Linked DNA regions of Homo sapiens: region 2 is linked to region 1. A link is an interaction called in ENCODE POLR2A ChIA-PET data of the cell type or tissue named here. Cell type or tissue: MCF 10A. All regions are shown on one strand. Each heading gives the region's core, and the rest is flanking DNA. Links, peaks and the distances in the headings are about the cores only.

Region 1 (10,239 bases), core at 1,252-9,251:
TGCTTTTCATTTTTTGTGTGTGTTTTTTTATTTGAGGTTACCATGAGGCCTGCATATATAACTAGTCTTATAACTGATTATTTTAAGCTGATAATAGTGATTGCATAAACAAACTAATAAGCAAAGAGAAAACTAATAAAAACTCTACACTTTAACTCCATCCCCTACTTTTTAACTTTTTGTTGTTTCTATTTATGTCTTATTGTACTATGTCTTGAAAAGTTGTTGTGGCTATTTTTGATAGGCTCATCTTTTAGTCTTTCTACTCAAGATATGACTAGTTTACACACCACAATTACAGTGTTATAATATTCTGTTGTTTTCTGTGTTCTTACTATTACCAGTGAGTTTTGAACCTTCAGATGATTTCCTATTGCTCATTAACGTCCCTTTCTTTCAGATTGAAAAACTCCCTTTAGCATTCCTTGTAAGACAGGTCTAGCATTGATGAAATCCCTTGGCCTCTTTTTTTTTTGTCTGGGGTACAGTGGAGGAGTCTTTATTTCCCCTTCATGTTTAAGGTATATTTTTGTTGGACATACCATTTTAGGATAAAAGGTTTTTTTCTTTAGCACTTTAAATATGTCACACCACTCCTTCTTGGCCTGTAAGGTTTCCACTGAGAAGTCTGCTGCCAGATGTATTGGAGCTCCATTGTATGTTATTTGTTTCTTTCTCTTGCTGCTTTTAGGATCCTTTCTTTGTCCTTGACCTTTGGAAGTCTGATTATTAAATGTCATGAGGTAGTCTTATTTGGATTAAATCTGCTTGGTGTTCTATAACTTTCTTGTACTTGAATATTGATATCTTCTCTAGGTTTGGGAAGTTCTCTGTTATTATTCCTTTGAATAAACTTTCTATTCTGATCTCTCTATTTACCTCCCCTTTAAGGCCTATAACCCTTATTTGAACTTTTTGAATTACAGATGCTTGGTATCCAACTGGTCCACATTAAATCCAGAAAGCATCTAGGTAATGCAAGAGATGTCGTAGAACCTAAGAGAAAAGAATCTCAAGAAAGAAAATGTGACAAAAGTGTTAATTGCTTCAGTGAAATCAAATAAGTGTCCATTTGTTTTGACAATATGGAAGTAACTGGTGCTCCCAGTGAAAACATTTTTGGTAGAATGCTGTCTTAGTTCATTTTGTACTGCTATAACAGAATATCTGAGATTGGATAATTTATAAAGAACAGAAATTTATTTCTTACAGTTCTGGAGGCTGGGGAGTCCAAGATTGAAGGGCCTATATCTGAAGGGGGCCTTCTTGATGCATCATCCCATCATGGAAGGCAGAAGGGCAATAAAGCATGTGAGAGAGAGATGGGAAGAGGGCTGAACTTATCCTTTTATCAGAAATCCATTTCCACAATAATGGCATTAATCCATTCATGAGGACTGAGCTCTCATGACCTAATTACCTCTTAAAAGTCCCACCTCTCAACACTTTTGCATTGGGGATTAAGTTTACAACACATGAACTTTGGAGAACACATTCAACCCATAGCAATTTGTGTCAGTAGAAACCAGATTACAATAATTGAAGAAGAAAAGGAGAGGTAAGGGGACTGCTTCAGTGGGAAATGAACTTGATGTAATAATTACTTCCAAGTAGGGTGACCAATTGTCCCCATTTGCACAGAACTGAGGGGGTTTCTAGGATACTGGATTTGCGTGCAAAAGCTACAAATCAGGACAAGTTGTTCATGCTACCTCCAAGTACACTATCAGGCAGGCTGCTCTAGAGTTCATAAAAGAGACAGGGTGAGAGAAAATTGCAAAGACGCTGGAATCACAAGGTTTATTTATGTTTTCTTTTCTTTTTTGAGACAGGGTCTTGCTCTGTCACCCAGGCTGGAGTGCAGTGGTGTCATCATGGCTCATTGCAGCCTCATCCTCCTGGGCTTAAGCAATCCTCCCACCTCAAACTCCCTAGTAGCTAGGACTACAGGCACACACTAGCATGCTCAGCTAATTTTTTGTTTTTATTTTTGTTTTAGAGACAAGGTCTCGCTATGTTGCCCAGGCTGGTCTTGAACTCCTGGGCTCAAGCAGTCCTCCCACCTCAGCCTTCCAAAGTGCTAGAATTACAAGTTTGAGCCACCATGTCCAGCCTATGTGTAAATTTTAAACACAAAGCAAGAAGCAAGTGGAAACTGAGATAAGTTATCACACTAAGGATAGGATCCAAGTTGGATGTAAGAGCCATACAAAAAAAATCCTGAGTCACACAATGTTCATATCCTATCTCTCTCACCTACAAAGACACATCAGAATTTCCTACTGATGGCATGGTCTGATGCAGTGACCAGAGTCAAGGGTGAGCAAGGAGACTCAGCAAATTGAAGGTGCCTGAAGCCAACACATGCTTCCTCTTTCAAAGAGATGGAGGACAAGGAGCCTGTGCACAACTGAAATTCACCAATGAAGTGCTGAGGAGCTGTGGATTTATCTGCATATCTTGGACAGAGGTCACCTGGGGCAAGAATAGCTGTCACGATTCAGCAGCTGATTTAAATATGACATAGCTGTCATTCAGGAGGATACATGATCTGTGATTTTACTAATATTTTAGGTTTACTTGGTCCTTCTATCCTTTCCTATCTACAAGTAGCACACTTGGTATTTCCATTCTTTTAATCTATGCTTACCAAACATATGTTCTGTATATGCTATTTATGTTTAACCTAAAAGATTTCTAACTTAGTACATTTGCTATCATTCCTCAACATGTTTTATGAGTGTCACCTATTGTTCTACTTGTTTGTTTCTCTTGTTAATTTCAGAAGAATTGAATATTCTCAAATACTACAGAAAAATCACATTATAGAAGTAACGATAGCATAAATAGACTTTTTGTACTCAACACTTGGCTGTAATGGAAAAGAGAAAAAAAAGTTATTTGCTATAGGGATTTACAGAATCATGGGAAGCTTAAAAAAAAAGAAGCTGAAGATAAAGAACAGCCAGAGACAGAAGTTAATTGATGAAGCATGATTACTGAGAGAGAATAAAAGGTGGAGGGAGAATTGGTAGGAGATCGTATTCTCTTACAGGAGAAGAGGGAAGGAATAATGGGTGGCAATGCAAATATGTATCCAGTGGTGGGTGGGATTCACCAGGTGTGTTTCAGTTTACTTTGTGAAATAATTTGGCTCTTAAATAAGTACTTCCAGGCACTGGTTGATTGATTTACAAATGTTTACTTTTTATTAAGTGTGGTGTGGTGGCCTTGTAATGTATTGACTTGGCTAAGCTGAACTACGTTTTCCACAATTTTGTTTCTTGTATGTTTCTGGTTATGGTGGGCCATGAGGGAGATTCTTGTGAGATTCAGAAAGCAGATGGGAAGCTGCAGTCATTTTGTAGCTCACACACATTGTTGCTGATCTGCTGACTCACCTCATCAGCATGAAGCGGCAGCTGGGCCTGCTCTACCTTCCACTGGGTTTTCCCTCAGCTTCCCTGACTCCTGGGCCTGGTGTGTGTGTGTTTAGTTCCATGAGGTTGGGTCCCCACTATCAACACCAGAAGGAATATGAACTGACATGAGTTTCAATTTGTCCTGCTGGGTTCTAGTTCATGCTGTGGGTTCCAGTCTTTTCTTGATCTTCCTCACTTTATATCCATTGTCGCTTTCCAACTCTCTGCCCTCTGGACTTCAAGCTCCAGTACCAGATGAAAGGACTACAGTCTTACAGAGACTCTTTAACCAGTTCCAACGTTTGTGGAAGGCTGTATTTCTATGAAATAATATCCTCAGATCATGCCTGACTTTATGTTAATGATATCACTCAGGATAGGGGCTGGACATGCCACAAAAGCCATCCATGTGACTGGAGGGTTGGGGCTTTGAGCAATGTGGATATCAGCCTGACTTCTGACCTCTGACCCCCAGGAAGGAGCAGGGGGCTGGAGACTGAATTCGATCACACTGCCAATGATTCAACCAATCATGCCTACAAAATAAAACCCAAATAAAAACTCTGGACATGAAAGCTAGGGGAAACTTCCAGGTTGATAATCATACATCAGTGTGCCAGGAGGATGACAGGTCCTGAGCATAAAGAAGCTTTGAATTTGGGACCCTCCCAGACTTTGCTCCCTGCACCTTTTCATTTGGATGTCCCTGGTTTGTGTCTTTTATAATGAAACACTAAGCCTAAGTATAGTGCGTGCCTGCATTCTGTGAGTTGTTCTGGTCCATTATTAAACCTGAGGAGTTAGTGGGAATCCCTGCATTTGTGGTCAGTTGGTCAGAAGCACCGGTGGCTCAGGAACCCTGGAACATATAACAGCTGGTATCTGGGGTAAGAGGCATCCTGTGAGTGGCTGTTCCCTTAACCTGTGAAATTTGACCTTACTCCAGGTCAGGATTGTATTGCAAAGAGAAAATAATGTATGGATCCCCTTGTAGGCATCACCTAGCTTCAATAATAATCAGCTCATGGCCAAACTTGTTTCATCTATAACCCCTCCCATTTTCCTTTCATCATTATCCCTCAGCCCTCTTACCTGCATCACTAGATTACTTTGAAGTAAATCACTGACAAATCATTTTGTCAGCAAATCACTGATATTTGTTCATACATATTAAAGCAGATATCTCTAAAACAAAAGACCGCTTCCCCTCCCACTTTTTTTTTTTTTTTTTTTTTTGAGACAGAGTCTCACCCTGTCACCCAGGCTGGAGTGCAATGGCGCTATCTCTGCTCACTGCAACCTCCACCTCCCAGGTTCAAGCGATTCTCCTGCCTCAGCCTCCTGAGTAGCTGGGATCACAGGCGGGCGTCACCACGCCCGGCTAATTTTTTATATCTTTAGTAGAGATGGGGTTTCACCATGTTGGCCAGGCTGGCCTCGAACTCCTGACCTCATAATCTGCCTGCCTTGGCCTCCCAAATGCTGGGATTACAGGCGTGAGCCACCGCGCCCGGCCTCCCCACCTTTTTTTTAAGAGACAAGTTCTCACTCTGTTGCTCCCAAGATGGCAGATTGGAGGCAGTGTTAGCATGCCTCTTCCACTTGGAAAGACAAGATAGTGTGTAGAGACTCACACACTGTGAACTTTTCTCCTAGAAGCAACACAGGAACTTAACAGGAGAACTGAAAGAAGCCACTGACCCTTTGAAAGAAGCACTGGGCTGCAGCCTACACCATAAGCCAGTGGAAAACTAAGTTCCCCAGAGTGAAAGAGGAATAAATTGCCTCTGGAACATACACTCCCACTTGGGAATCTGGCAATAGAGGCCCATGAGGGAAGAACTTAACCCTATCCAGCAATGGAGCTGATTTTAGTGAGCAGTGGGGAATGTATGAGAAAAAGCATCATTGGGACGGGCTTTGCATGCACTCCCAGGCTCCAGTGAGGATGGAGGGAAGACATTCCCGACCCTACCTCACAGAGGACTGTGCAGAAATCTGCCAGCTAACTCAGACAGCAGTCACAGGTTGGCAGAAGTTCCCAACTGGGTTCACAATATAATGCCGAATGGGGACAAACCCCCTTGGGCAGAACCAAGGAGTGACTGGGAAATGTGCTGCAGCCACGGGTGCAGGAGCTGGGCGCCCCTGCTTCACGGGCAGACTGGGAGGGGCGTGGCTTGAAAGCATTGGTTGTTCTCTCCTTCAGGAAGGCTTATGGCATGGGGCAGTCTTGAGTTCTGAATGCGGACTGCCTGGATTCTAACGAGCTGCTGCAAGCGGAACCCTGCGGGTGAGGGACCGGCCTTGCCAAGTGCATGGGCGCTGGTGGGGCTTACTGCCGCCTGCTACTCCCCAACCCCTGTAGAGAGACTTCTGTGCAGCAGAGGCAGCTGCACCCCTCCCTGCAACATTACCCCTGCGGCCAGAAAAATGCTCTCTGACCCCCACAGGGGCCACTGCTTACCCCGCATGTGGGGAGCCACAGCGTGAACCTGCCTGATCCAGCCGCCACCTGGCTTTGCTCCTTCACTTGCTCTGGTAGCTTAACACAAAGGACAGAAATTTTTTGGCGCTCTATGGCCCCACCCATTACCTGAGTCACCAGAGTACCTCCCCTGGGTAACATGAGGCAAGCACAAATCCCACTGCTACTACGGCAGCTGGTGCTCTTTGGCAAGCGCCACCTTCTGGCTGGAGGCCAATTGACAGTCCATTACAGCATCTCCAAGTAGTGTAACACTGCACCAAGGAAGGAGAAAACTTGTGCATGACCTCAGCTGTCACCATTGCCTGCATCGTTCTGGCTAACCAGGGGGTCCTGAGTCTGTCCACATGACCAATTCATTACTACTACTACTGGCATTTGAGAAATCTTTACCAGACAAAGAATTCAAAAGGTTGATCATTAAGCTACTCAAGGAGATATAAGAGAAAGGTGAAAAACAACATATAGAAATTTAAAAATCAATTCAGGATATAGATGAAATATTTTCTAAAGAGATAGATTTTTTTAAAAAATCAACCAGAACTTTTTGAAATGAAGGACACATTTAGGGATTTAGGGAATTACAAAATGAGCTGGAAAGTTTTAACAATATTCTAGACCAAATAGAAGAAAGAATTTCAGAGCTCTAAGACAAGGCTTTCAAATTAACCCAATCAGACAAAAATAAAGAAAAAAGAATTAATAGAAATGAATAAAGCGTCCAAGAAATATGGTATTATGTAAAATGGACAAGTATAAGAACTATTGGTGTCCCTGAAGGAGAAGAAAAAGCAAAAAAAAAAAAAAAAAAAAAAAGTGAAAAACTTCTTTGAGGGAATAATTGAGAAAAACTTCCCTGTCCTTGCTGGAGATTTAGACATCCAAATACAAGAAGCTCAAAGAAGTCCTGGGAGATTCATTGCAAAAAGGATATCACCAAGGAACATAGTCATCAGACTATCTATAGTCAGTGTGAAGGAAAGAATTCTAAGAGCAGTGAGTCAAAAGCATCAGGTAAGCTATAAAGGGAAACCTATCAGACAAATAGTAGACTTTTCAGTATAAAATTTACAAACCAGAAGGAATTCGAATCCTATCTTTAGCCTTCTTTTTTTTTTGAGATGGAGTCTTGCCCTGTTGCCCAGGCTGGAGTGCAGTGGTGCAATCTCAGCTCACTGCAACCTCCACCTCCCAGGTTCAAGCAATTCTCCTGCCTCAGCCTCCTGAATAGCTGGGAATACAGGTACATGCCACCAAGCCCAGCTAATTTTTGTATTTTTAGTAGAGACGAGGTTTCACCATGTTGGTCAGGCTGGTCTCGAACTCCTGACCTTGTGATTCACCTGCCTCAGCCTCCCAAAGTGTCTTTAGCCTTCTTAAATGGAATAACCCTCAGCCAAGAATTTTGTATTCAGTAAAATTAAGTCTTATAAATACAGACAAAATAAAGTCTTGTTCAGATAAGCAAATGGTGAGGGAATTTGTCACTATCAGACCAGCCCTACAAGAAATGCTCAAAGGATTTCTAAAGCTTGAAACAAAAGGTTGATATAAACCAGAACAGAACCTCTTGACACATAAACCTCATAGGGTCTATAAAACAATAACACAATGAAGAAAACAAAATATCTAGGTAACAATCAACATGATGGCTGGAACAGTAGCTCACATCTCAATATTAATGTTGAATGTAAATGGTCTAAATGCTCTACTTTAAGGTATAAATGGGCAGAATGGATAAAAAATCACAAACCACATATCTTCAGTCTTCGAGAGACTCACCTAACACATAAGGATTCTTATAGATTCAAGGTAAAGGAGTGGCAAAAAATATTCTGTGCAAAAGAAAACCAAAAGTGAGCAGAAGTATCTATTTTTATGTTAGATAAAACAGACTTTAAAGCAAGAACAATAGAAAAAAGACAAAAAAGTCATTACATAATGATAAAAGGATGAATCCAACAAGAAGATACTATAATCCTAAATACATATGCACCTAACTCTGGAGCTCCCAGATTCATAAAACTATTACTTCTAGATCTAAGATGAGAGATAGACAGTAACATAATAATGGTAGGGGACTTCAACACTTCACTAACAGTCCTAGACAGATCATTGTGGCAGAAGGTCAACAAAGAAATGCTAGTCTTAAACTACACTCCAGAACAAAGGGACCTAACAGGTATTTACGGAACATTCTACCCAAGAACTGCACAATATACATTCTTCTTATCAGCACATGGAACATTCTCCAAGATAAACCATATGACAGGCCACAAAACAAGTCTCAAAAAACTTTAAAAAATCAAAATAATGTCAAGTATCTTCTCAGACTACAGTGGAATAAAACTAGAAATCAACTCCAAAAAGAGCCTTCAAAACTATACAAATACATGGAAATTAAACAATCTGCTGCTGAATGATTTTCGGGTTAACAATGAAATTGAGATAGAAATTTAAAAATTATTCAAAATGAATGATAATAGTGATACAGGGTATCAAAACCTCTGGAATACAGCAAAAGCAGTGCTAAGGGGACAGTTTATAGTACTAAATCCCTATATCAAAAAGTCTGAAAGGTCACAAATTGACAACCTAAGATCACACCTTAAGGAACTGAAGAAAGAAGAACAAACCAAACCCAAAACTAGCAGAAGAAAAGAAATAACAAAGATCAGAGAAGAACTAAATGAAATTGAAACAAAAATTACAAAAGATTAATGAAACAAAAAGTTGGTTCTTTGAAAGGAGAAATAAAATCAATACACCATTAGCTAGATTAACCAAAAAGAGAGAAGATTCAAATTAGCTCAATTAGAAATAAAAATGGAGACATTACAACCAACACCACAGAAATACAAAAGATCATTAGAGACTACTATGAACACCTCTATGCACAAAAACTGGAATATTTAGAGGAAATGAATAAGTTCCTGGAAACATACAACCCTCCTAGCTTGAATCAGGAAGAAATAGGAATTCTGAGCAAACCAATTACAAGCAGTGAGATTCAATCAGTAATAAAAAATTACCAGCTAGGCATGGTTGCTCATGCCTGTAATCTTAGCACTTTGGAAGGCAGAGGCAGGCAGATCGCTTGAGCCCGGGAGTTAGAGACCAGCCTGGGCAACATGGCGAAACCCCATCTCTACAAAAAAATACAAAATTTAGCCAAATGTGGTGGTGCACGCATGTAATCCCAGCTACTCGGGAGGCAAAGGTTGGAGGATCACTTAAGCTTTGGGAGGTCATGGGTGCAGTGAGCTGTGATTGTGCCACTGTACTGCAGCTTGAGCAAAAGGTGAGACCCTATCTCAAAGAAAAATAATTACCACCTAGAACAAAAATACCCAGGGCCAGATGGATTCACAGCTAAATTCTACCAGATATTCTAGAAGAATTGATACCAATCCTACTGAAACTATCCTAAAAGATTGAGAAAGAGAGCCTCCTCCCTAACTCATTCTACAAAGCCAGTATCAGCCTGATACCAAAACCAGAAAAGGACATAAAAAGAGAAAACTACAGACCAATATCTTTGATGAACATAGGTGCAAAAATCCTCAACAAAGTGCTAGCAAACTGAATCCAACAGCACATCAAAAATAGAATTCACCATGATAAAATGAGTTTCATTCCAGGGATGCAGGGATGGTTCAACATACACAAGTCAATAAATGTGATTTATCTCATAAACAGAATTAAAAACAAAAACGATGTGATCATCTCAATAGACTCAGAAAAAGCATTTAATAAAACCCAGCATCACTTTGTGATAAAAAACCCTCAACAAACTAAGCATAGAAGGAACGCATCTCAAAATAATAAAAGCCACATAGGACAAACCCACAGTCTACATCATACTGAAAGGGGAAAAGTTGAAAGCATTCCCCCTAAGAAATGGAACAAGACAAGGATGCCTACTTTGACCACTTCTGTTCAACGTAGTACTGTAAGTCCTAGTCAGAGCAATCAAGCAAGAAAAGGAAATAAAAAGCATCCAAATTAGAGAAGAAGTCAAACATCTGTTTGCTGATGACATGATCATAAACCTAGAAAATCCTACAGACTTCACCAGAAGACTTCTAGATTTGATAAACAAACTCAGTAAAATCTCAGGTTACAAAATCAATGTACACAAATCAGTAGCACTGCTAAACACCAACAATAACCAAGCTGAGGATCAAATCAAGAACTCAATATCTTTTACAATTGCTATAAAAAAATGAAATGCCTAGGACTATACTTAACCAAGAAGGTGAAAGATCTCTACAAGAAAACTATAAAATGCTGCTGAAAGAGATCATAAATGACACAAACAAATGGAAA
Region 2 (10,239 bases), core at 656-8,655, 330 kb after region 1:
ATTGATGCAAGTCACTAACCCCTTCCCTCTTCTAGCCGCCCTAGTCCTTCCTTCTCTCCTCTTCTTCCAGTCTCTTTGACTTTTCCCACCACCCCGTCCTGCGACACTGCTTTATTATCAGGTAAGTCAGAAGAAGGGGAAAATTTGGCTTTACCTTCTGACTTAGCGTCATGCAAATCCTGATGCTCTTTTAGTTTTTTCCTTTTTTTTTTTTTTTTTTGGTGGGAGATATGGGATGGAAGGATATTTGCCGGAGTTGGTTTTTTTTTGTTTTTTGTTTTTTGAGATGAGGTCTTGCTATGCTGCCGAGGCTTAAGTGCAGTGGCTACTCATAGACCCCATCATTGCGCACTACAGCCTTGACCTCCTAGGCTCAAGGGATCCTCCCACCTCAGCCTCCTAAGTAGCCGGAACTATAGGTGCATGCCACCATGCCTGGCCACCTGCTGGAGTTTAAGCAGGTGGTAGGATGGGTGGATGGTCCCTAAAGACACCCATCTTTTAATCTTTGAAATCTGTGGATATGCTACCTTCTAGGGAAAAAAAGGACTTGGCAGATGTTAGTAAGCATCTTAAAATGGAAAAGTTGTCCTAGACTACCTGAATGGGCCCAAAGTCATCGTGAGGTCCTTATAAGAGGGAGGCAGGAGGGTCAGAGACAAAGACGATGATGTGATGATGGGGGCAGAAGTGTGTGTGTGCGAGAGAGGAGCAGAGGGGTTGAAGATGCACCTCTGCTGCTGGCTTTGCAGATGGAGGAAGGGGCTTTAAGCCAAGGAACACAGGCAGCCTCTAGAAGCCCGAAAAGGACACAGATTCTCCCCTATGCCCTCCACAAGGAAAAGCAGCCCTGCCGACCCATTTCTGACTTCTGACCTCCAGAACAGTGAGATGATCTGTGTTGTGTAAAGCCACTCCGCTTGTGGGTGTAACTGGTGACAGCAGCAATAGGAAAGCATACAGGCTGCAAGGATGAAAATCCTCGAGAACAACTGCTATCACATTTTATTATTATTATTATTATTATTATTTTTGAGATGGAGTTTCACTCTTGTCGCTCAGGCTGGAGTGCAATGGCAAGATCTCAACTCACTGCAACCTCTGCCTCCTGGGTTCAAGTGATTCTTCTGCCTCAGCCTCCCGAGGAGCTGGGATTACAGGTGCCCACTACCACGCCCGGCTGATTTTTGTATTTTTAGTACAGACGGGGTTTCACCACGTTGGCCAGGCTGGTCTTGGACTCCTGACCTCAGGTGATCCGCCCACCTCGGCCTCCCAAAGTGTTGGGATTACAGGCCAGAGCCACCACGTCCGGCCTGGTATCACATTTAAACAGGCAGTGATGTGTGACCAGAAATTATACATATTTCTAGAGCTTTCACCCTTCAAACAGTGGTTCCCAGAGGTTGGTCTCCCACCAGTAGTGTCAGCACCTGGGAACACGTGGGTCAAATCCTCAGGCTCCACCCAGGACTACTGGGTCAGAAACTCTGGAGGTGGGGCCAGCACCCTGTGTTTGAACAGGTCCTTCTGGTAATTCTGAGGCATGCTAAGGTTCACCTTAAAGATAAGTGACCTGGGGCTGAGTTCAGTGGCTCACACCTGTAGTCCCAGCACTTTGGGAGGCTGCTAATAATAGCTATGATTATTATACCTGCCCTGACATTATCTTCTGTTTCCAGGCTTGACATATAAGGATCCTATACAAGATTTCACCTACACAAGAGATTCAATCCATCTTAGGTTCTGCTAATGACCTCCCCTCCTAAGGTTCATCAAAGCTGAAGCGGGAAGAAGGCTTGAGGATAGGAGTTTGAGACCAGCCTGGGCAACATAGTGAGACCTTGTCTGTTAAATCAAGTTTAGCCTAAAGTGGCCTCCTTACATATTTTAAGTTCAGCCTAAAGGTTTCTCTGTACATAGTGAACTATATACAACCTAAATGGAGGTATAAACCCACTGTAACCTACTCTTGTGCCAATCAGAGAGTTTTGGCCAAAGGGGGCCAACTGTTCAAACCGTGTTCAAATAAGGCAAACGCCAAGCTGTAGCCAATCCAACTGTTTCTGTACCTCACTTCTGTTTTCTATATGTTACTTTCCTTTTTCTGTCTATAAATCTTCCACTGCGTGGCTGCACTGGAGTCTCTCTGAGCTACCCTGGCTTGGGAGGCTGCCTGATTCGCAAAGCATTCTTTGCTTAACTAAACTTTGTTAAGCTTAATTTGGCTAAGGTTTTTCTTTCAACACGTCCCTGCAAAAACTTAAAATAAAAGAAATTAGCTGGGCATGGTGGCATGCCTGTAATCCCAGCTAGTAGGGAGGCTGAGGTGTAAGGATTGCTTGAGCTCAGGAGGTTGAGGCTGCAGTGAGCCGTGATTACACCACTGCACTCCAGTCTGGGTGACAGAGTGAGACCCTATCTCTACAAAATAAATACATAAGTTAAAAGTGACCTGGGCTGCTGCTTTGCCAACAGAGGGTACCTGTGGAGCCTCTGATGTGCGTATGGGTAGTGTATGTGTATGTTGGCTGTGTGTGTACCCACTGACTCTACAATTAAGCTGATTCTTTTTTTTTTTTGATATGGAGTCTCGCTCTGTCGCCCAGGCTAGAGTGCAGTGACGTGATCTTGGCTCACTGCCAGCTCCGCCTCCCAGGTTCATGCCATTCTCCTGCCTCAGCCTCCCAAGTAGCTGGGACTACAGGCGCCCACCAACACGCCCGGCTAATTTTTTGTATTTTTTAGTAGAGACGGGGTTTCACTGTGTTAGCCAGGATGGTCTCGATCTCCTGACCTCGTGATCTGCCTGCTTCATTCTCCCAAAGTGCTGGGATTACAGGCATGAGCCACTGCACTCGTCCTAAGCTGATTATTTCATGATTCATGCTTGGCTTGGGATCTGGGAATGATGGGGAAAGTTACTCTCTCAAAGATTGGCTCTGTCCCCTGGGGAATGTGGGAGGAGGGAGAGTCCAGAATTCGGCTTCCAAGTGGCCACAAGTCTGGCCTCCTTCACCCAGCCTGTGCCTGTGTCCACAGGACAAGATCCAGGCTGACAGCCATGCACTGCCACACCACTGTCCCAGACTGGGGCAAGCAGAAGGGGGCTGTTTCCTCTCATCTTTCCCCAATTTCTTGCTTGCCAGAGGCAATCCTAACTTGGCTAGCGGAAAGATAATCACTTTTGAAAACATGAGTGAGGTCAGCCCTTCCAGCCACAGCCTGGAGTTTGAAATTACACATTCATTGATTTCTTTTTTTTTCTTTTTCTTTTTTTTTGAGATAGAGTCTCTCTCTGTCGCCCAGGCTGGAGTGCAGTGGCACAATCTTGGCTCATTGCAACCTCCGCCTCCCAGGTTCAAGTGATTCTTGTGCCTCAGCCTCCCCAGTAGATGGGACTACAGGCATGTGCCACCATGCCCTGTTAATTTTTGTATTTTTAGTAGAGAAGGGGTTTCACCATGTTGGCCAGGCTGGTCTTGAACTCCTGACCTCAAATGATCCGCCTGCCTCTGCCTCCCAAAGTGCTGGGATTACACGCGTGAGCCACCAGCCTGGCCTGATTTCAGTACTGGAATGGCCTCATGTCAGCTGGGTGATCTTGTGTGCTGCCTCTCTGTGTCCCCATGTCCTCACTGGTGAAACAGGCATGCTAAAAGCATTGATTTAAGAGAGTTGTTGAGAGGATCACATGAGATAATCAAGGAAAAAGTCTTAGATCAGGGCCTGGAACAAAGTAAATGTTTAATCCTATTAATGCAATTAATTGTGGTTAATGACATGTCATAATTAATAGCTATGATTATTTTCACGAGCCCTGACATTATCTTCCATTTCCAGGCTTCGCATGTATAAGAGGTCCTAGACACAAATTCACCTACACAAGGGATTCAGTCCGTCTTAGGTTCTGCTAATGACAACTCTTCTTGAAGTTCTTCAAGGCCGTGTGAAAAGGAAAAGCCAGCCGGGCACAGTGGCTCACGCCTGTAATCCCAGCACTTTGGGAGGCTGAGGCGGGCGGATCACCTGAGGTCAGGAGTGCGAGACCAGCCTGGCCAATGTGTCTCTACTAAAAATACAAAAATCAGCCGGGCGTGGTGGCGCATGCCTGTAATCCCAGCTACTCAGGAGCCTGAGGCAGGAGAATCGCTTGAACCTGGGAGGCGGAGCTTGCAGTGAGCCGAGGTCACACTACTGCACCCCAGCCTGAGAGACAGAGCAAGACTCCGTCTCAAAAAAAAAAAAAAAAAAAAAGGAAAACCCCCCTAGAAAATGCTTTTCCCGTTGCTTCCCTGCTAATGGGCCTTTTTCATCAGGGCAGCCTCCAGCCTTAGGATGTGGCCGGTCCCCGTGCGGATGCCCGTTTCCCCTCCTGCCTGCATTCATCTGACCGGTTCAGTGGGATCTGGTACTTTTCCTCCCTCCTCCTCGTGCTGGGCTTCCACATCATCCAGACAGCTGCTGCCACATTCCACCGCTCCAGCAGCGGAAGTAAGGCACATTTAGGCCCTTTCTGGGTGAGTGACAGCATTTGAGATGAGATTAATCAAATGCCAGTGTTAGGGGAAAGCAGCCTTTCCCTGAGTCACCTCTGCTCCACCTTTCTCATGACACAGAGCATGAGCCTGTCCAACGGTTGGCCTGTGCGTCAACCTCTGGCCAGGAGACAACGGGCGCCTGTGACCTGGGCGTGAACCGTCTGTTTGTGCGCATAGGTCTGACACTGCTGCTGGGCGAGCCTGCGTGCCCCTGCCCCGCGGTCCATTGACTGTGCCGCTGAGCACAGGCAGGGATGTGTGCCTGTCGCCCTGGGCCGCTGTCCCCTGACGGCAGATGAGATATTCTTCCAGCTCAACACTGATGTTGCAGGGTTTTTCCTCACCTACCGCATGACGACTGAATGAAAGCATTCCAGGAAACCAAAAGGGCTGGGCAGGCCTCTGGAATTTCAAAGCCGACAGCCTGGCCCTGCTGGCAGCTCATTTCTGCCGCGTCATTTTCTCTGAACTGTAGGAGTAGTTTTGTAGCAAACTTATCACCAAAATCCCACAAATGTTAAGCATTACCCTTCTTAGAAAGGAAAAGCCTACTTACTTTTCCCCATTGGAAGACTTCAATTTTTTAAGATTCAAGAAATCCCCAAAAGTCATGATAAAGAAGAGGGAAAACAGACTGAGCATACCCATCCCCTTTTAAATTCAAATTTATTTTGTTTTTTTCTGCTTAGCTACAGGGAAGGTTTGATCATATCACATCTGAGTTAGGCCATATGCACCCAGGGGGAATCTCAAGAGCAAACTAATCTAAACTCCAAGAAATAGACCACTAAGACCCACCCAGGTAGTACTCACTGAACGCTCTTCCTGCCTCTCATAAGAACCAAAAATAGCGGTTTCCCGCAGATGCTCCCAGAAGCAAAGTCTACCTACCACACACACAATATGCAGAAGGGAAAAACCCAAGCCACAAGTCCCTAAACGCCTGAGTCGTGACTCATGGAGGCTGTCCTCCACCCCTGCCAAGTATAAGAAATGATTTCTACCCACCCACTTCTCTAAGGAGATGGTCCCTCATTCCTCTCTCCCGAGCAGGCTTCACAGCCCCCTTCATAGAGATGAAGCCCTAGTCATTAAATGCCCAGTGATGTTACGACTGCCAAATTCTATGACTATTTGGAAAGTTTTATCAGGTATGGATACACTCCACCTATTTGCTTAGGTGGCCAAGATCTCTGTGCAGTTGCACAGACAGTTTCTGTCCTCCCACCCCGTGAGAGGTTGTGTGTGTGTTTGCGGGGGCTGGGAAGCTAATGGAGGGAAGGAGAGACCTCCTCAGGTGAGTCACCTTGCAGTGGAACTGCTTCCTGTGTGTGTGAAGTTCTTCAAGGAGGCACCACTTCACGCAATGCCCCAAACAGAAAAATCGAAGCAAATTAGCAAATTATTTTCTAGGAGATTAGATGTTGGACAACTTCAAGCTTTCACAATAGAAAATGGCTTGTTTTAAGGCAGTTAAACCCAAAGCATGCCTTTTTTGGGGTTTTGTTTATGAATATGTTGTAATCTAAGAAGAGTAATGTTCTTACAGAAAAATTAGACCTTCATGATTGCAATCTAAGTGAGAGGCAATTAGGCTTATTTTTCTTAGAGATTAGTACATCATGTTAGTTCAGAAAGCATTTGTAAAACAGAAAAAAAAAGGAAATCATAAATATCAATTTCATCTTAACACAATGCAACTATCACTGTTCTCAACCTGAGTTCTTAATTTCTGGCATGTCACAAATTCCTTGAACTACCAATGTTGAACTAACCTCCCCTGACCCAGGGAGTTGAATAGTTTTTTCAAAGGATATGATCAAATCTCTGTTCATGCATGCCTACATTTATTCATTTTCCAAAAGCATAAATTAATTCTGAGGGACAGAAAGTAGACTTGTGCTTGCCTAGGTTTGTGGGAGATGAAAATGTGGCTGGGAGCCATGGCTCACACCTGTAATCCCAGCATTTTAGGAGGCTGAGGCAGGAGGATCATTTCAGCCCAGGAATTCAAGACCAGCCTGGACAACATAGGGAGACCCATCTCTACAAAATAAAAAAATTAGCCCAGCGTGGTGGCACATCCCTGTAGTGCCAGCTACTTGGGGGGCTGAGGTGGGAGGATCACTTTAGCCCGAGGTTGAGGCTACAATGAGTAGTGATCGCGCCAGTGCACTCCAGCCTGGGCTACAGAGTGAGACCCAGTCTCAAAAAAGAAAAAAAAAAAAAAGATCAGGAATGGCGGCTCACATCTGTAATCTTAGCATTTTGGGAGGCTGAGGTGGGAGGATTGCGTAAGCCCAGGAATTTAAGACAAGCCTGGGCAACATGGCAAAACTCAGTCTCTACAAAAAATACAAAAATTAGCTGGGCATGGTGGTGGGCGTCTGTAGTCCCAGCTACTCAGGAGGCTGAGGTGGGAGGATCACTTGAATGTGGGGGGTCAAGGCTTCAGTGAGCCGAGATCACACCACTGCACTCCACCCTGCTGGGTGACAGAGCAAGAACCTGTTAAAAAAAAAAAAAAAAGCAAAGAAAAGAAAGCTGGATGTGGTAGCTCATGCCTATCATCCCACTACTTTGGGAGGTGGAGGTGGGCGGATCACTTGAGGTCAGGAGTTCAAGACCAGCCTGCCCAACATGGAAAAATTTTGTCTCTACTAAAAATATAAAAATTGTGGTGGCGTGCACCTGTAATCCCAGCTACTCGGGAGGCTGAGGCAGGAGAATCATTTGAACCCGGGAGGGCGGAGGCTGCAGTGAGCTGAGATCACGCCACTGCACTCCAGCCTGGGCAACAGAGTGAGACTCTGTCTCACAAAAAAAAGAAAAGAAAATATTTGAAGCTAAGACTGTGGTGATGGTTGTACAACTCTGTGAGCACACACACAAAAAACGCTGAATTGTGCACTTTAAACGAGTGGATTTTATGACATATGAGTCATATTTCAATAAGGTCATTAACAATGTACCTGAAAGAATTACATGGTCTCATGAAAGTACTGCTAACATTTTATTAGTGCTAGTAATTTTTTTTTAATAGAGATGAGGGCTCACTATGTTGCCCAGGCTGGTCTTGAACTCCTGAGCTTAAGTGATCTTCCCGCCTTGGCCTCCCAAAGTGCTAAGATTACAGGAGTGAGCCACCACACCTGGCCTAGTGCTAGTAATTTTTTGTCAGTTGTTTCTGGTGTGTGATTACTAATACAATGCTCTTGAGAAGAACAGATTGCAGAAGTTTATAGGCTTCTGAGCTCAGGGAAGGCACTGACCGAGTCCCAGGCAGGCAAATGCAGTGAGTGAATTTGTTCAGTCCAATGTGTTGTCAGTTTCCTTCGTACAGTTCCATGAGATAGAGGAATGTTAGGCATATATGTTTGCTTTCTTATCCCCCATCTTTCCTGTCCTTCTCCCACACGCTACAGTCCTACACGCTATCCGGATGCTTCTCTAATGGGTGGGCGTATCAGAATTTTGAGGAGGAAGACAGTGAAGAGCAGGTAGTTTTTGTAATTTGAAAAAACATACAGTAGTTTGTCTTGTAATATAATATTTAGTTGTGGGGCATTCCTTCTTTCTCTGCTATATATATTTTTAGAGATGGGGTCTTCCTCTGTTGCCCAGGCTGCAGTGCAGTGATGTAATCACATCTCACTGCAACTTCAAATTCCTAAGCTCAAGTGATCCTCCTGCCTTAACCTCCCAAGTAGCTGGGACTGCCCATCTAATTAATCCCTCCGCTATTTTTTCTTTCTTTCTTCCTTCCTTCCCTCCCTTCCTCCCTCCTTCCTTCCTTTTTTTTTTTTTTTTTTTTGAGATGGAGTCTCGCTCTGTTGTCCAGGCCGGAGTGCAATGGGGCGATCTCGGCTCACTGCAACCTCCCACCTCCCCGGTTCCAGTGATTCTCCTGCCACAGCCTCCCGAGTAGCTGGGATTACAGGCGCGCACCACACCTGGCTAATTTTTGTATTTTTAGTAGAGATGGGCTTTCACTATGTTGGCCAGGCTGGTCTCGATCTCCTGACCTCAAGTGGTCCACCCGCCTTGGCCTCCCAAAGTGGTGGGATTACAGGCGTGAGCCACTGCGCCTGGCCTTGTGCTATATTCTTTTTTTTTTTTTTTTTTTGAGACGGAGTCTCGCTCTGTCACCTAGGCTGGAGTGCAGTGGTGTGATCTTGGCTCGCTGTAACCTCTGCCTCCCGGGTTCGAGCGATTCTCCTATTTCAGCCTCCCAAGTAGGTGGGATTATAGCCATGTGCCATCACACTCAGACGATTTTTGTATTTTCAGTAGAGACGAGGTTTGACCATGTCCGCCAGGGGTCTTGTACTCCTGACCTCAAGTGATCCACCCACCTCAGCCTCCCAGAGTGCTGGGATTACAGGCATGAGCCAGTGTGCCCAGCCTATTCTTAAAGAATAATTACAAAATGAAGATTCCGAAACCACCACGTAGGCCAAGCTATAGAATGCCTCCGAGCCTGCAGTTCACATTCCCCGTGCATCTTTTCCCTGTTACAAACCCCTCCTATCCCAGAAGTAACTAGTCTGCTGATATTTGTCATTATTTTCTTGCCTTTAGTATTTCTGCATGCATTCCTAAACAATATAGCTTGATTATGCCTGGTTTTGAACTTTAAATTAAAAGAAGCTTACTACATATATGTATTCTTTTGTATTTTGCTTCTTTTACTTAATGTTGTGGGTTGATTCACCTATATTGTAATTACATACAACTTGTCAATTTCCATTGCTATATGAAAATACCATTTCATTGCATGGAAATAAACAATAAAAATACATTTTACTATAGATGGATATTTAGGGTTTTTTTGGTATTTGAACAATGCCACCATGAATATTCCTGTCCTGTATTTGGCACACAAGTAAAAGACTTTTCTAGAAAATGTTCGGGTTGTTTGCTATGAGTTTCTTCATAATGTCAAATAATATTTTTAAAAATGTGGATATTGTCCCAACATACACTCCCATAACAGTGCATGAGAATTCCTATTGCTGCTGCATATCTTTGCCAACATTTGATATTGTTACACTTTATAATTTTTTGTGGCCAGGCACAGTGGCTCACACCTACAATCCCAGCACTTTGGGAGGCCAAGACAGGAGTTTGAGACTAGCCTGGGTAACACAGCAAGACGCCATCTCTAAAAAAATAAATAGCTGAGGTGGGAGGATCACTTGAACCTGGGAGGTTGAGGCTGCAATGAGCCATGATTGTGGCACTGCACTCCAGCTTGAGTGACAAAGTGAGGCTCTGTCTACAAACAAATAAATAAAAATAAAAAATAGGCTGGGCGCGGTGGCTCAACCCTGTAATCCCAGCACTTTGGGAGGCTGAGGCGGGCGGATCACGAGGTCAGGAGATCGAGACCATCCTGGCTAACACGCTGAAACCCTGTCTCTACTAAAAATACAAAAAAATTAGCCGGGCGTGTTGGTGGGCGCCTGTAGTCCCAGCTACTCGGGAGGCTGAGGCAGGAGAATGGCGTGAACCCGGGAGGCGGAGCTTGCAGTGAGCCGAGATCGCGCCACCGCACTCCAGCCTGGGCAACAGAGTGAGACTCTGTCTCAAAAAATAAATAAATAAATAAATAAAAATAAATAAAAAATAATGAAATAATTTTTTGCTAACCTGGTAGGTGTGTATTGGTATCTCACTGTGGATTTAATTTACTTAT

What was found. Peaks named below come from ENCODE experiments on the same cell type or tissue, not always from the same donor. Only the 100,000 strongest peaks of a DNase experiment are listed, where the experiment ranks them.
Region 2: POLR2A ChIA-PET joins it to region 1 with 10 read pairs; 10 of 35 experiments call an interaction of 5 or more read pairs at or near these places.

What each region holds. Positions count from the first base shown.
Region 1 is chr18:3,291,476-3,301,714 of GRCh38, forward strand. No RefSeq gene overlaps it. Among named protein-coding and RNA genes, the nearest start is that of MYL12-AS1, 34 kb to the left of the region's middle. RefSeq lists enhancers at 3,276-3,570, 5,731-5,810. In MCF 10A, for the core only: a CTCF peak has its summit at 6,111 (motif pointing left); a DNase peak (open chromatin) is centred at 6,076.
Region 2 is chr18:3,619,541-3,629,779 of GRCh38, forward strand. All of the region lies in intron 7 of DLGAP1 (DLG associated protein 1), which reads right to left. Among named protein-coding and RNA genes, the nearest start is that of DLGAP1-AS2, 21 kb to the left of the region's middle. RefSeq lists enhancers at 3,940-4,513, 4,296-5,495, 5,660-6,231 and a silencer at 4,330-4,624. In MCF 10A, for the core only: no CTCF peak of the experiment used is centred there; DNase peaks (open chromatin) are centred at 2,941, 4,591, 4,891, 5,471 and 2 weaker places.